Linked DNA regions of Homo sapiens: region 1 is linked to region 2. The links are chromatin contacts, found by Hi-C or POLR2A ChIA-PET in ENCODE. All regions are on one chromosome and are shown on one strand. The core of a region is the stretch at or near the end of the contact, and the rest is flanking DNA. Distances in the headings are between cores, read along the strand shown. Region 1 holds the start of STX8 (syntaxin 8). Region 2 holds the start of SCO1 (synthesis of cytochrome C oxidase 1).

Region 1 (6,082 bases), core at 702-3,201, 1.1 Mb before region 2:
GGGACTCCCTTTGCAATGATAAAACAAAACAAAACATCAGAAAAACAAAAAACTAATAGGAGAAAAATAAATTATGGTCATTCATGTGATGCATTATTTTGCAACATAAGACAATTATGAGGCCAGGTGCGGTGGCTCACACCTGTAATCCCAGCACTTTGGGAGGCCAAGGCGGGCAGATTGCCTGAGCTCAGGAGTTCAAGATCAGCCTAGGCAACACGGTAAAACCCTGTCTCTACTAAAATACAAAAAATTAGCTGGGCGTGGCTGCGTGCGCCTGTAGTCCCAGCTACTCCAGAGGCTGAGGCAGGAGAGTTGCTTAAGCCCAGGAGGTGGAGGTTGCAGTGAGCCATGATCGCGCCATTGCACTCCAGCCTGGGTGACAGACAGAGCAAGACTCCGTCTCAAAAAAAAAAAAAAGAAGAAAAGAAAGTTATGCTTTCAAAGAATGTCCAATGACATAGAGAAATGCTGTTTATATTATATATATATATAAAAATATAGATTAAAATAACAAATTCATTGTAAAAAAATCATTAATGGCTATTTCCAAATTATAGAGTTAAAGATGCTATTTATTTTCCTTTTTGCAAATTTTCAATATTCTCTAAATTGAATATTCTCTATCAAGGGGTGTATATAACTGTTAAAATTAGGGATTTTGGGGTTTTTTATTTTTTTTTGAGACGGAGTTTCGCTCGTGTTGCCCAGGCTGGAGTGCAATGGCACGATCTCAGCTCACCACAACCTACACCTCCCGGGTTCAAGCGATTCTCCTGCCTCAGTCTCCCGAGTAGCTGGGATTACAGGCATGTACTACCATGCCCGGCTAATTTTGTATTTTTAGTAGAGACGGGGTTTCTCCATGTTGGTCAGGCTGGTCTCGACCTCCCGACCTCAGGTGATCTGCCTGCCTCGGCCTCCCAAAGTACTGGGATTACAGGCGTGAGCCACCACCGCGTCCGGCCTAAAATTAGGTTTAAAAAAGTAAATGCTAAATTAAATAATTGGCCCAAATAACCTAGATTCCAGGTAACTCAACTTTGTTCTTGGAATCCATTCTTCTAATATCCAGGATGTGGGCAACTTAAACAATTATAAACTATATTAGAAATAACAACATAAGACACATATTCCAACAAGAACGTTATAGAGCTGTAATATGTTTTTAATTATTAAGCAGAAAGGTCAAGTCTATGTTCAATAACAATACGTTCCTTGGGATCAAACAATATGTTCCTTGGGATCAAAAGTTGCATCTTTCATCATGCAGTCCTTGGGATTAACTGCTAAATAAATCACCCTTATCAGCTATTGTTTTACTGCAGAAGCTACTGCTAAAGGAAAAGACTTCATGATATTAACTCAAGAAAGTGCAAAATGCCTTATAAACAAGTGCACAATTTCCCTCCCAGGTTCCTGTATCTGGAAGGGCCCCCAAGATCTAGGTCTTAGCCCCAGCTGGTTACTAACTGGCTGGTGGCCATGGATTCTGAACCTCGGTTTCTCCACCTGTGAAATAAGGGGGTTTACCGGGATGGACTGACATGCTACAAAAACGTTATTTCGACTTCACTTTTATAGGAGTCCAGGGAAGCCTGCACCAGCCAGCTAGCTCCAAAACCAGGATGGGCGGGAAATCCCCGCAACGAGATGCAGCCCAGAAAAGCTAAAGGAATATTCAGAGATTTGGCGTAAGTCCTCAGCTCTCCAGCGGACCACCTGGTCTCCTTCCCGGGCCACCCTTGCAAGGACCAAGTGTGGCGGGATGTGGCTGAGCCCCCTCAGTAAAGGAAAGGTCTCGCTGCCCCTCCCCTCATCCCGAAAGGCCACCAGCGGCAATGCGAAGTGATTGCCTGCTCTCCGGAAGCCCGGCCTCCCCGAAGGTCCCTCCACGCACCGCCGCCCTCACCCGGGACTCACCAGGGGTCCGGTGCCATCCTGCAGACTCCGCCCGCCGCTCGGACTCTTCCTGCTCTTAGCAGCTGACTACGGCGGCCCGCGCGGCTCACTCCCCGCAGTTCGTCCCGTGCGCGACCGGAGCCTGGAGTTTGCAAAGTGAGTAGCTAGGGCCTCAGAACTATAATCAGAGAAAGCAAAGCGCTCCCCTGCGGACAGTACACTGGAGCAATCTACTCCCACCAAGAGACGCGAACTGCTAAGCTCAGTTAAAATTGTTAAATAGAAACAAAGCATTTTCCCAGGAAGGTGGGAGCGCTGCAAGACCTCTCTGTAGCAGTTACTTAAAAATTTATCCTGCTTCAAAAACAAAACAATAAACAAAACACTAGATTGCGGTGAGACTTGCACGCTGCGTAAACTCACTACAACCTACTTTAAGTTAACTTTATGATATGTAAATTATACCTCAACGCTTTTTAAAAAATCTTTAAAATTTTTTTCACACTGCTCCAAACAGGGGCCCAAAGAAGTATCAATTATATATATTTTTTATAGCAGCCTTCCTATCAGTCCTGTACGCCTGATTACATATTTTTTAAATGCCATTCATTCGGTGCTTGATTTTAGAGTTACTAAGAAGTCACAGACTCTACACAAGGGGATGGAGGAATTAGTTCTGCGCAGTTAGTGCCATCCCCTAAATTTCCAGAGAAATAGCACAAAAAAAAAGAAGAGGAGTCCCACCCCATCTCTCTTCCAGTCCCCATACCCCTTCATTTCCAAGAATGCTAATGAACTCGAACTCGGCAGGCTGGGTTTCTGCGCGGGCGTGGAGCTGGAGCGCATGCGCTCGTCCGTTACCATAACGACCAGAAGACGCTGCAGCCACTAGGGAGGAGAGCAAAGTAATCAGAACCTCCCAAGGATGGATAACAAAATTTCGCCGGAGGCCCAAGTGGCGGAGCTGGAACTTGACGCCGTGATCGGCTTCAATGGTGAGGCCTCCAGCATCTTTGGGCTGGCTGGTTTAGGAATTCGGAGGACGTGTAGTGCAAACAGGAATAGTGAGACACCGGGGACACCTGAAAGGCAGTGTGGGACAACGGCAGGAGCCCTGGCCAGGGACACGCACAGGAGGACCCGCACAGCCTGACCTGCCCCAAGGCCTTGGAGAGTCACTTCCTCGATCCAAGCCTCAGGGAGTGAGATGGTTTTTACCAGCTCGGACAAGCGCCAGCACCTAAAAGGGACCAAATGCCTCTTCCCCAGGCGGGCCGGATGAGTACGGGTGGTTGTAACCCTTCTCCCACTAGGTCAGCCCTTCCTGGCTCTGAACCCCACGCCGCTCGCAAAGCCCTAGGCTCCTTCGTAACCACACAGAAGGATGCTGTCTGTGTCGGCCCCTGGGACCAGCTAGGAAATCTGCTAAAATCCCAACTGGCGTACCAGTGAGAAAGGGCTGGGAGGGAACGTGTGTTTGAGCAACCCCCTGAGGGGATGTTGTTGGTCCTCTAATCCTAAGGAAGGTTTCTAAATGATGAGGATTTCAGACCAGGACAGAAGGGGAAGGGGACGCCAGGGGGAGCTAAAGCGGAGAGAAAAAGGGACTGGGCCGCTCCGCTGAAATCTTATTTGTGACTGCCTATTGTTTTGAAGATTCTGGGAAGAAAAAGCTGTGGGGTTTTATTGTTCGTTTTGAGGGGTTTTGGTTTTTTGAGGGATGAGAAAACAATGAATTAGATTTTAGGAGAAGCAAAACTTTTCAAAAATGTGTGTTGTGATGCCTGAAAGCTTTAAGAATGTGGATGCAGAACAATCACTGTCTAAAGTTTTAAGCATACTCTAGGACTTAGCTCTTGACTCTTGGTTTAACTTTAACAGTCTCCAATAGAAAGTGAGTGCTTTATACATTTCGGATATCAGATATCTTGAGAGTTGGTTACAAGATCATTGAGAAACAATTGAGCAGCCTACAGTGGGTTGCATAATGTCACTTGTTGAGCCAATGTAGAACCACACACATAGAACTCTGCAACTGAGGCCGGGGGCAGTGGCTCATGCCTGTAATCCCAGCGCTTTGGGAGGCCAAGGCAGGTAGATCACCTGAGGTCAGGAGTTCGAGACCATCCTGTCCAACATGGTGAAATCCCATCTATACTAAAAATACAAAAATTATCCGGGCGTGGTGGTAGGTGCCTGTAATCCCAGCTACTTGAGAGGCTGAGGGAGGAGAATCACTTGAACTTGGGAGGCAGAGGTTGCAGTGAGCCAAGGTCACGCCACTGCACTCCAGCCTGGGGGACAGAGCGAGACTCCGTCTCAAAAAATAAATAAATAAATAAACAAACAAACATACATATTCAACAGGTTATAGGAGGAGCTATGAATACTCATGAAGGTGGTCCCAACACATGTGTATTGAACAAACATTGATGTAATATATCACTCATATTCACCTTGGGATGGAGACCTAACATTTAAATGTATTACAATTAGGTCCTATATGTCAAAAGGCCTTTTCAGGACATGACGGCACGTTAAGTGGGAAGCCTCAGTAAACTGGCCAGAGGTAGTCCGTGGTGAGTGGTCTTCTTGCCAGGAGAACATTACTGAAATCACTCTGTTGTCCAATCAAAATTGTTCTTATGGCGGGTTGAACAGGGCTTCAGTTAGTAAGTGCCTATGAACTGGACAGGTTGCAGTTGTTTTCATATTGCTTATCTCAAGATAAGTGCTTGTTTAGCTGCCAGAGAAAAAGAAAAACCTTGTGGCAGTGTATAGTTTATTTTATTTATTTATTTTGAGACGGTGGAGTCTCGCTCTGTTGTGTAATGGCACAATCTCGGCTCACTGCAACCTCCACCTCCTGGATTCAAGCTATTCTCCTGCCTCAGCCTCCAGAGTAGCTGGGATTATAAGCACCCACCACCACGCCTGGCTAATTTTTGTATTCTTAGTAGAGACGGGGTTTCACCAAGTTGGCCAGACTAGTCTCCAATTCCTGACCTCAGGTGATCCACCCGCCTTGGCCTCCCAAAGTGCTGGGATTACAGGCTTGAGCCACCACACCCAGCCACAGGGTGGAGGGGTGCATGGCCTTAGGTCCTGTTTATAATTTGATATCTTATTGCCACACAGTCTGTCAATCTTATGATCTCTATTTTAACATTAATGCTGATCAGTTGTGTCTAAACCACAAAAGAGAGGGGGTATAATGAGGCATGTCTGACCTCCCATTCCGTCAAGGCTGGGAACTCTGCTTTAAGGTGTTTTGGGGGTCCCTTTGTCCAAAAGGGGATCTGTTCAGTCAGTGGCTGGGGTGGGGCAGCGTGGGGATTGGGGAGCTTATGATTTTATTTTTAGTTTACAAAAGTGATTGAGTTTTCTGTATTTTGTCTTCACTGAAAAATGTTTATTTTAAAAAACTATACTAGCTCTAAAAAAAAGAGGGAGAGAGAGAAAAGACAGAACTTTCATAAGGCTCGGGAGAGAAGATTTTGACTAGGAGTCAGCGGGTAAAGATTGAAGGCAGAATATTTCGGGTTACAGCAATAGCGGGGGGCAGAGGAGGAAAAGTGGAGAGTGCAGGGCCTGGTTGCAGAACGGCAAATAGCTTGGGGTGGCTTCAGTATCAGGGACTGGCAGGATAACACAGGAAAGAGAAGCTGGAATTAGATTTCAGAGGCCTTAAATGCCAAGTGATTGAGTTTAGATTTCAGATGGAAACAAATTAGAAACAAAAGCAAGGCCCCTTTTTTCACTGCAACACTGAAACTCACTATAGTGTTACATTATTCAACTTGAATTTTGTTTTTGAGATGGAGTCTCACCCTGTCTCCCAGGCTGGAGTGCAGTGGTGCGATCTCAGCTCACTGCAACCTCTGCCTCATGGGTTCAAGTGATTCTCCTGCCTCAGCCTCCCAAGTAGCTGGGATTACAGGTATCCACCACCACGCCTGGCTAATTTTTGTATTTTTAATAGACACGGTGTTTCGCCACGTTGGCCAGGCTGGTCTTGAACTCCTGACCTCAGGTGATCCACCCGCCTCGGCCTCCCAAAGTGCTGGGATTACAGGCGTGAGCCACTGCGACTGGCCTTAAACTTGAATTTTAACTTTATGGTATCAATATGTAACTGTACTTGACACTTGTAGGTATTGCATTTTGGCAGGAATTAATT
Region 2 (6,513 bases), core at 1,073-3,572:
AATCTCAAGGCTGGGACTTGCTTTTGCTCTCACAACATGGTAAGCTTCCTTCTGGCCTGGCAGAATCGCATCTAGTAAAATACTTTACTTCTGTGTCTGTTTCCCTTCCGTGTGCACCTCAAAGGCTCGACTACATCTTACTCATCTTCGTACCCTCCAGATTTCATCTTGCCCAGTCAAATCTATCCACAGTATATCTTTTAACATTGTTATGCAGTGGTATCCTAGCTTGGATCCTGGAACAAATAAAAGACATTGATAGAAAAACAAGTGAAATCCAAATACAATCTGTAATTTAATAGTTGTGTGCCATTTAAAATTTCTTAGTCATGAAAAATGTGTCATGGTTATACAAGATGTTAATATTAGGGGAAGCTGGGTGAAAGGTATGTAGAACCTATGCTATCTTTGCAATTTTTTGGTAAATCTAAAGTTGTTTCAAAACAAAAAGCTAAAAAACAACAAAAAAGGTGCTAGTCCATAGCCAGGAAGACCTTTATACAGGGCTGAGCAGATGATAATCTACTTACTCTCTGCCTTTTCTTTCTTGACGTGCTTCATTCCAGCCAGTAAAGCTCCTCCAATAGCAAATGTGATTGCTAAAGACTTCCAGGAAACAGGCTACTGGGGCAGGGATTTCAAACATAAAAATTCTAGTAAGATGCAAACATTTAACCATACAAACTTATTAAAGTAGTTTTTAATATACATACACACAGGCCATGATGTTAAATGTGCAAAATGTTTCAGGGATGAGAAAATGCTCAAAGTTTCTGTGGATGCAGTTAGGTCTGGGATCTGAACTACAAAGGCATTCATCTCCAGGGGAAAGTTCCCTAAGTCAGTTCTCTTCATGTAAATAAAAAAAAAAAAAAAAAAAAAAAAAAGCTCAAGTACCACGATTGTTACTATGTGTGACCCTAGCTCCAGTAATGACTTTAAAACCAATTATGGCCGGGCGCGGTGGGTCACGCCTGTAATCCCAGCACTTTGGGAGGCGGAGGCGGGTGGATCACCTGAGGTCGGGAGTTTGAGACCAGCATGGCCAACATGGTGAAACCCCATCTCCACTGAAAATACAAAAATTAGCCGGGCGTGGTAGCGGACCCCTCTAAACCCAGCTACACGGGAGGCTGAGGCAGGAGAATCGCTTGAACCCGGGAGGCGGACGTTGCAGTGGGCCGAGATAGGGCCACTGCACTCCAGCCTGGGCAAAAGAGCAAAACTCCGTCTCAAAACAAAAACCAAAATCCAAAAACACACACACAAAAAACAATTATCTGCTTATGCTGATACTGAGATAAATAGACCAAACGAAATTTGGGAGGTTAACTTAACTCTGGCTTCCAGAAGTAACAATGCCAAAGTAGAAGAGGAATCTAAAAGTGGAGCTTCTTGCAAATTACACCCATTATTTCTTTGTACCCTTATTCAACTCCCCAAATGAAGATGATGTTGGCCAACTAGACTAGGCCTAACTCATTAACCTTCCCGTAGCTCCAAAAACCCACTTCTCTTACCACAGGGTAGTGGCTCTCAAGTTATTTCTGGGTCAGAATTAGAACTCGAGAGAACCCCAAGAAAAAGGCAGATCCACACATAACTAAGTTCCACTTTTTGTTTCAATTTCAACGTATACATGGAACTCTGGATGGGGCTCAAGTGACAAATTATAAAAGTCCTCTGACTTCTCAATCACGGTAAACTTTAGGTTCATACCCTTAAGAAAACCTGAAACTTAATTTTTTTTTTTTTTTTGATGGAAACGCTAACATAAAATCCAAGTCGGGGCATCCAGCCACGTGGAGAGGGTGTAAAGTCTCAAGTTCTCTGTGGAGAACTGGGACTACCCGCAAGGCACGGGAAATGTAGGATGAAATTCCATGACCCAGGTAAGGCGCGCAAGCTAAGGACAACTTTAGGGGAGGCGGAGTAGTGTCTGAGGTTACGACCAAGTGGGATGTGGCCGCTGGGCTGGCCGACAGCCGCGACGAGCACCAGAAGGGTTCCAGGTGTGCACTCACCCCGGGCTTCGAGGGGCGCGTGGAGTCTCCGGGGCCCTTCTGCGACCACGGGGGTGGCGGCCTCGCAGTGCTGAGGGGCCGGGTTCCCAGGCAATAGCCAGGGCGCCCCGAGGCACGCCACGCCTCCGCTTGCCGCGCGCAGAACTGCCTCAGCAAGACTCTCGCAGTCCCCTCGGCTGGGCCCCAAAACTCGAGTCCGCGAGGCAAGAAGCGCCAAAGTTGGCCACCCAGAGGCCGCATAACTCGTCCGGGTACTAGGACCAGCATCGCCATGAGCCTCGGAGACCGGGTCTCCTTTGACCCTCCCCGCGATTTCCGGTAGCGTTCCGCTTCCTCCGGAAGTCGGAAGGAGTCGCTCTGTCCGTCCCGCTCGTTGGTGGCGCTGTTACATAGCCCGTAGTCAGAGGCCTTTCAGCCCAGGGGCCGGCGCACGGTAGGTAGTTCCCTGCGGCTGGAGGCGGGTCTGGCGCGGGCTGGGCGGTGCTGCGGGGCCGCGGGACAGCGGAGCGCCGGGAAGGGGGCTGCCTTAGGGGTCCAGGTGCGCGGCTGGGCCGAGGCAAGGCGGCCCCAAGCGCTGGGGGCCCCCGCTTTGGTCGTGGGCTTCGGTGACCACAGCTAGCTCCTCGCGCCGGGGACACCCCCACCTCGGAAGAGAGAACACACTGCCTAGAGACCCACGGGACTGGGCAGCCCCCATAACCCTACCTTGTCTGGCCGACTTTGTCAACCTCGTCCTGCCGGCCAAGAGGAAGTGCCAGAATGTTGACTCCTTTACATCTTTGAAATAGAAACCGACCCATTGCGATTGAAATAGTCTTTAACTTAAAAAAAATTGCTAATTAGGATAATTTGAGTGGTTAGGGCGGTCTGGAAGAACTTTAAATGCCCAGCGCTTCTAGTTATTTAACATTATAATGTAACCTAATTAATAAAGCATAGCAGTGTGTAAAGAAATATAGACAGCATGATATCCCATCCGTTAACTTAGTCTTCCTGGGTCCCAGTTTCTTAAAATACTCTCACGGACTCCCTTGCTCCCTACAGTTTCGTTATTTGAAGTTTGTTATGGGTTCCTCATCTGGAACTGCTTATGTTCCTTGTTAATGAGGCCAAGAGCATTCGTAGGTTTTTCGTTCTTTGTGAAAGTCTAACTTCATTTCATCTGCCTTTATTTATATCTTAATATCCGCAATATTAACCACTCCCTCCCCGCCCCTACCTCGGTGGTTGCTTTACAAAATACAGAGAAATAAAAAAAGGAAAATCGTCCTCTAATTATCTTCCTTAACTACAGATCCCGCTCCTGTGTGGCTTTTTTTTCCCCCATGGGACCGACTCTGAGTAGGAGAAACTCGTGCTCTGATGATTGTTGGACCAGAGCATGGTTGGTTTGCTTGTTTTCTATGAGTTAGCCAAACTAGCCAACTGTTCTGTTCTCTAACCCAGTAACGGAACATAGTGTTACCTGTGTTTCTTGATTCGCGGTTGGACTAGAATTTTCAGAAATTTCTGCCAAAGTTCTTAAATGTTTGTTCAGCACTTCAAGTCGTTAATCAAACTATTTTTTTCTATCTTATAGTTGCCTGTGGGTAGGATTTTTGCTCTTTTATCTTTGTGTATTTGTTTGCCCAGGGATAATTTTTTCTTGTAATTGACAAAAAGACATAAAAGTACCTTGTGTAGTCAGGCAGATAGCATACAAAATTATTGTTCATCTCTGATTGCCCAATTGTAGGTTACCTGATCAGCCACCCAAATTAAGATTGAAGTCAGTGTTTCTACCTGATCTATTAAATTTTATTTGCTAAAGTGCTTCTTTTAGTAGCAACTTCTTCATATTAATTTTATAATATTAAATAAAATGCTATCATTGAAAACAGTTCTTGGGGCCAGATGTGGTGGCTCACGCCTGTAATCCCATCACTTTGGGAGGCTGAGGTGAGTGGGTCACTGGAGCCTAGGAGTTTGAAGCTGCAGTGAGCTGTGATCGGGCCACTGCCTTCCAGTCTGGGCAACAAAGCAAGACTCTGCCTCTAAAAAATAAATAAAATAAATATAAAATATAGTTCCTGGCTCAAAGTAGGTGTTTTATAACTGCATTTTGGATGAATTGCTAGTAACACCTGAGCCTGATGGCAAGGACCCATGAAACTTTAGTGCCAGAAGGCGCCTACAGTGTTATCCCTTATAGACCTTATCACTTTTATTACTGCTGTGAAACCACCAAAGTCACCAAATGAGGTTTATGTTTTGTTTTCCAAGTTAGATATTTTTCTTTTCTTTCTTTTTTTTTTTTTTTTTTTTTTGAGACAAAGTCTCCCTCTGTCGCCCAAGCTGGAGTGTGCAGTGGTGCGATCTCAGCTCACTGCAACCTCCGCCTCCTGGGTTCAAGCGATTCTCTTGCCTCATCCTCCCGTGTAGCTGGGACTAGAGGTGCGTGCCACCAGGCCTGTCTAATTTAAAAAATATATATATTTTTAGTAGAGACAGTGTTTCACCATGTTAGCTAGGACGGTCTCGATTTCCTGACATCGTGATCTGCCCGCCTCGGCCTCCCAAAGTGCTAGGATTACAGGCTTGCGCCACCACACCCGGCCCCAATTTAGATATTTTTCTTGAGAGAAGCAGGGCATGGATTAGTATCATCTGATATTGGTTCTATCAATAGTGATCAGATTTTGTTCTTGACATAACTTTAGGCTGGTTTGACTGGGGACAGCTAGGCCCTAACTTTTGTGAACTTCCCAGCACCCTAATGTGTTTACTTCATTTTTGTTCCAGGCCCCTGCCCCTTGTGCCTAACTCCTAACCACAAACATTTCCTGCCCCAACTTAACTTTCCTTTTGGTATGGTATCTGCGTAGAAAACATATGCTGCACCCTTAGGCTAGGAGCCTCTGTTACAATAGTTTCTCCTAACAAAGTCTCTCTTTATTAATCTCTAGACTTTCCCTGCTGCCCCCTTCACCTTTGACAATAGAGTGAAGAAATCATACTCTTTTCAGGGTAGAGCTACTTCTTTTACAAGTTCATTATTGATGCTTGAAGGCTTTCCACAAGGAACTTCAGCCTTCTGCCAATCTTAAGTATTGGAAAAGTTTTATTAGTATGATCTTATAGCAACTTTTCAGTAATTAAGCATCCTTGGGTATGGGAGGCCTGAGGCAGGTGGATCACTTGAGCTCAGGAGCTTGAGACCAGCCTGGGCAACATGGCAAAACCCTATTAGTATGATCTTGTAGTAACTTTTCAGTAATTAAGCATCCTTGGGTATGGGAGGCCTGAGGCAGGTGGATCACTTGAGCTCAGGAGCTTGAGACCAGCCTGGGCAACATGGCAAAACCCTATCTCTACAAAAGAAAAAAAAAAAAAAGCCAAAAAAAGTCAGGTGTGGTGGTACATGCCTGTAGTCTTAGCTACCAGGGAGGCTGAATTAGGAGGATCACTTGAGCCCAGGAAGTCGAGGCTACAGTGAGCCATGATCGCACCACTGCACTCCAGCTTGCGCAGTAGAGCCAGACCCTGTCTCAGGAAAAAAAAAAAAAAAAAAATCTCTCATGCCTAAGGTAGTTTTCTCAAAATACTGGCTGCTTATCCTGTACTATGACATGATAGGAATTTTGAGAGCAACTCTTGTAAACTTTTCTACATTATTCTCTTCTATTAAAATGTTGCAGTAGTTTCAGTTATGAGGCTCATTAGACAGATTTTCAGATATATAATTTTAAAATTATTTTCTTAACATGCGTATAGTACTTTATGGTTTAGAGATTTACAGAGTAATAGTTTACTGTGATCATAACTCAGTTGAAGCTCACGATAACCTATTGAGGGTTATTTTGCTTCAGGAAACACGAGGACTATAATTCAGTTCTGGGTTTTTCATTTCAAAGGGTTCAGCACTTCATAATACCTCTTTAAAACTTAGACAGCGTAGCATGTAATAAATGGTGCAGGCAAACTTTGAAAACAAAGTTCACTAAAAACTTGCCATTCTCCTTTCTATTCAAAAGCGAAATATTTCCTTAGGTCTTCTAATTTTTCCAGATTTGATTTTCTCTAAAGTTTTGAATTTTCTTTTTTAAAAAAACTTTATGTATACTTTTTTTTTTTTGAGATGGAGTCTCGCTCTGTTGCCCAGGCTGGAGTGCAGTGGCGCGATCTCGGCTCACTGCAAGCTCCGCCTCCCAGGTTCACACCATTCTCCTGCCTCAGCCTCCTGAGTAGCTGGGACTACAGGCGCCTGCCACCACACCCGGCTAATTTTTGTATTTTTAGTAGAGATGGGGTTTCACCATGTTAGCCAGGATGGTCTCGATCTCCTGACCTCGTGATCCGCCCACCTTGGCCTCCCAAAGTGCTGGGATTACAGGCGTGAGCCACCACGCCTGGCCTATATGTACATTTTTAAACACACATAAAAGTAGTTAGAATAAACTTCATGCACCCATTTCTAGCTTCCACAATTATCCTGTACTCACTGATTTTT

Evidence for each region. A loop is a pair of places that touch in the nucleus more often than their neighbours do. ChIA-PET counts read pairs that join two places held with the same protein, here RNA polymerase II (POLR2A). Pooled maps may share reads with other maps.
Region 1: a loop to region 2 is called in a map of naive thymus-derived CD4-positive, alpha-beta T cell, with 15 times the contacts of the local background. The contact joins the promoter of STX8 here to the promoter of SCO1 in region 2. A Hi-C loop is called at or near these places in 1 of 168 maps with a recorded cell type or tissue (naive thymus-derived CD4-positive, alpha-beta T cell), 2 of 37 single-sample maps with no recorded cell type and 10 of 50 pooled maps. POLR2A ChIA-PET finds 5 or more read pairs at or near these places in 2 of 52 experiments (AG04450 and activated T-cell).

The regions. Positions count from the first base shown.
Region 1 is chr17:9,573,869-9,579,950 of GRCh38, forward strand. It overlaps STX8 (syntaxin 8), which reads right to left and starts at 1,952. Exons shown (of 8, transcript NM_004853.3): 1 at 1,924-1,952. The coding sequence starts at 1,940. It overlaps CFAP52 (cilia and flagella associated protein 52), which reads left to right and starts at 2,774. Exons shown (of 14, transcript NM_145054.5): 1 at 2,774-2,897. The coding sequence starts at 2,828. RefSeq lists enhancers at 1,935-2,114, 2,907-3,036.
Region 2 is chr17:10,695,211-10,701,723 of GRCh38, forward strand. It overlaps SCO1 (synthesis of cytochrome C oxidase 1), which reads right to left and starts at 2,323. Exons shown (of 6, transcript NM_004589.4): 1 at 2,025-2,323; 2 at 531-621. The coding sequence starts at 2,297. ADPRM (ADP-ribose/CDP-alcohol diphosphatase, manganese dependent) reads left to right here and starts at 2,384. Exons shown (of 4, transcript NM_020233.5): 1 at 2,384-2,457. RefSeq lists enhancers at 1,300-2,123, 2,124-2,948, 2,242-2,536, 2,252-2,301 and a silencer at 2,422-2,751.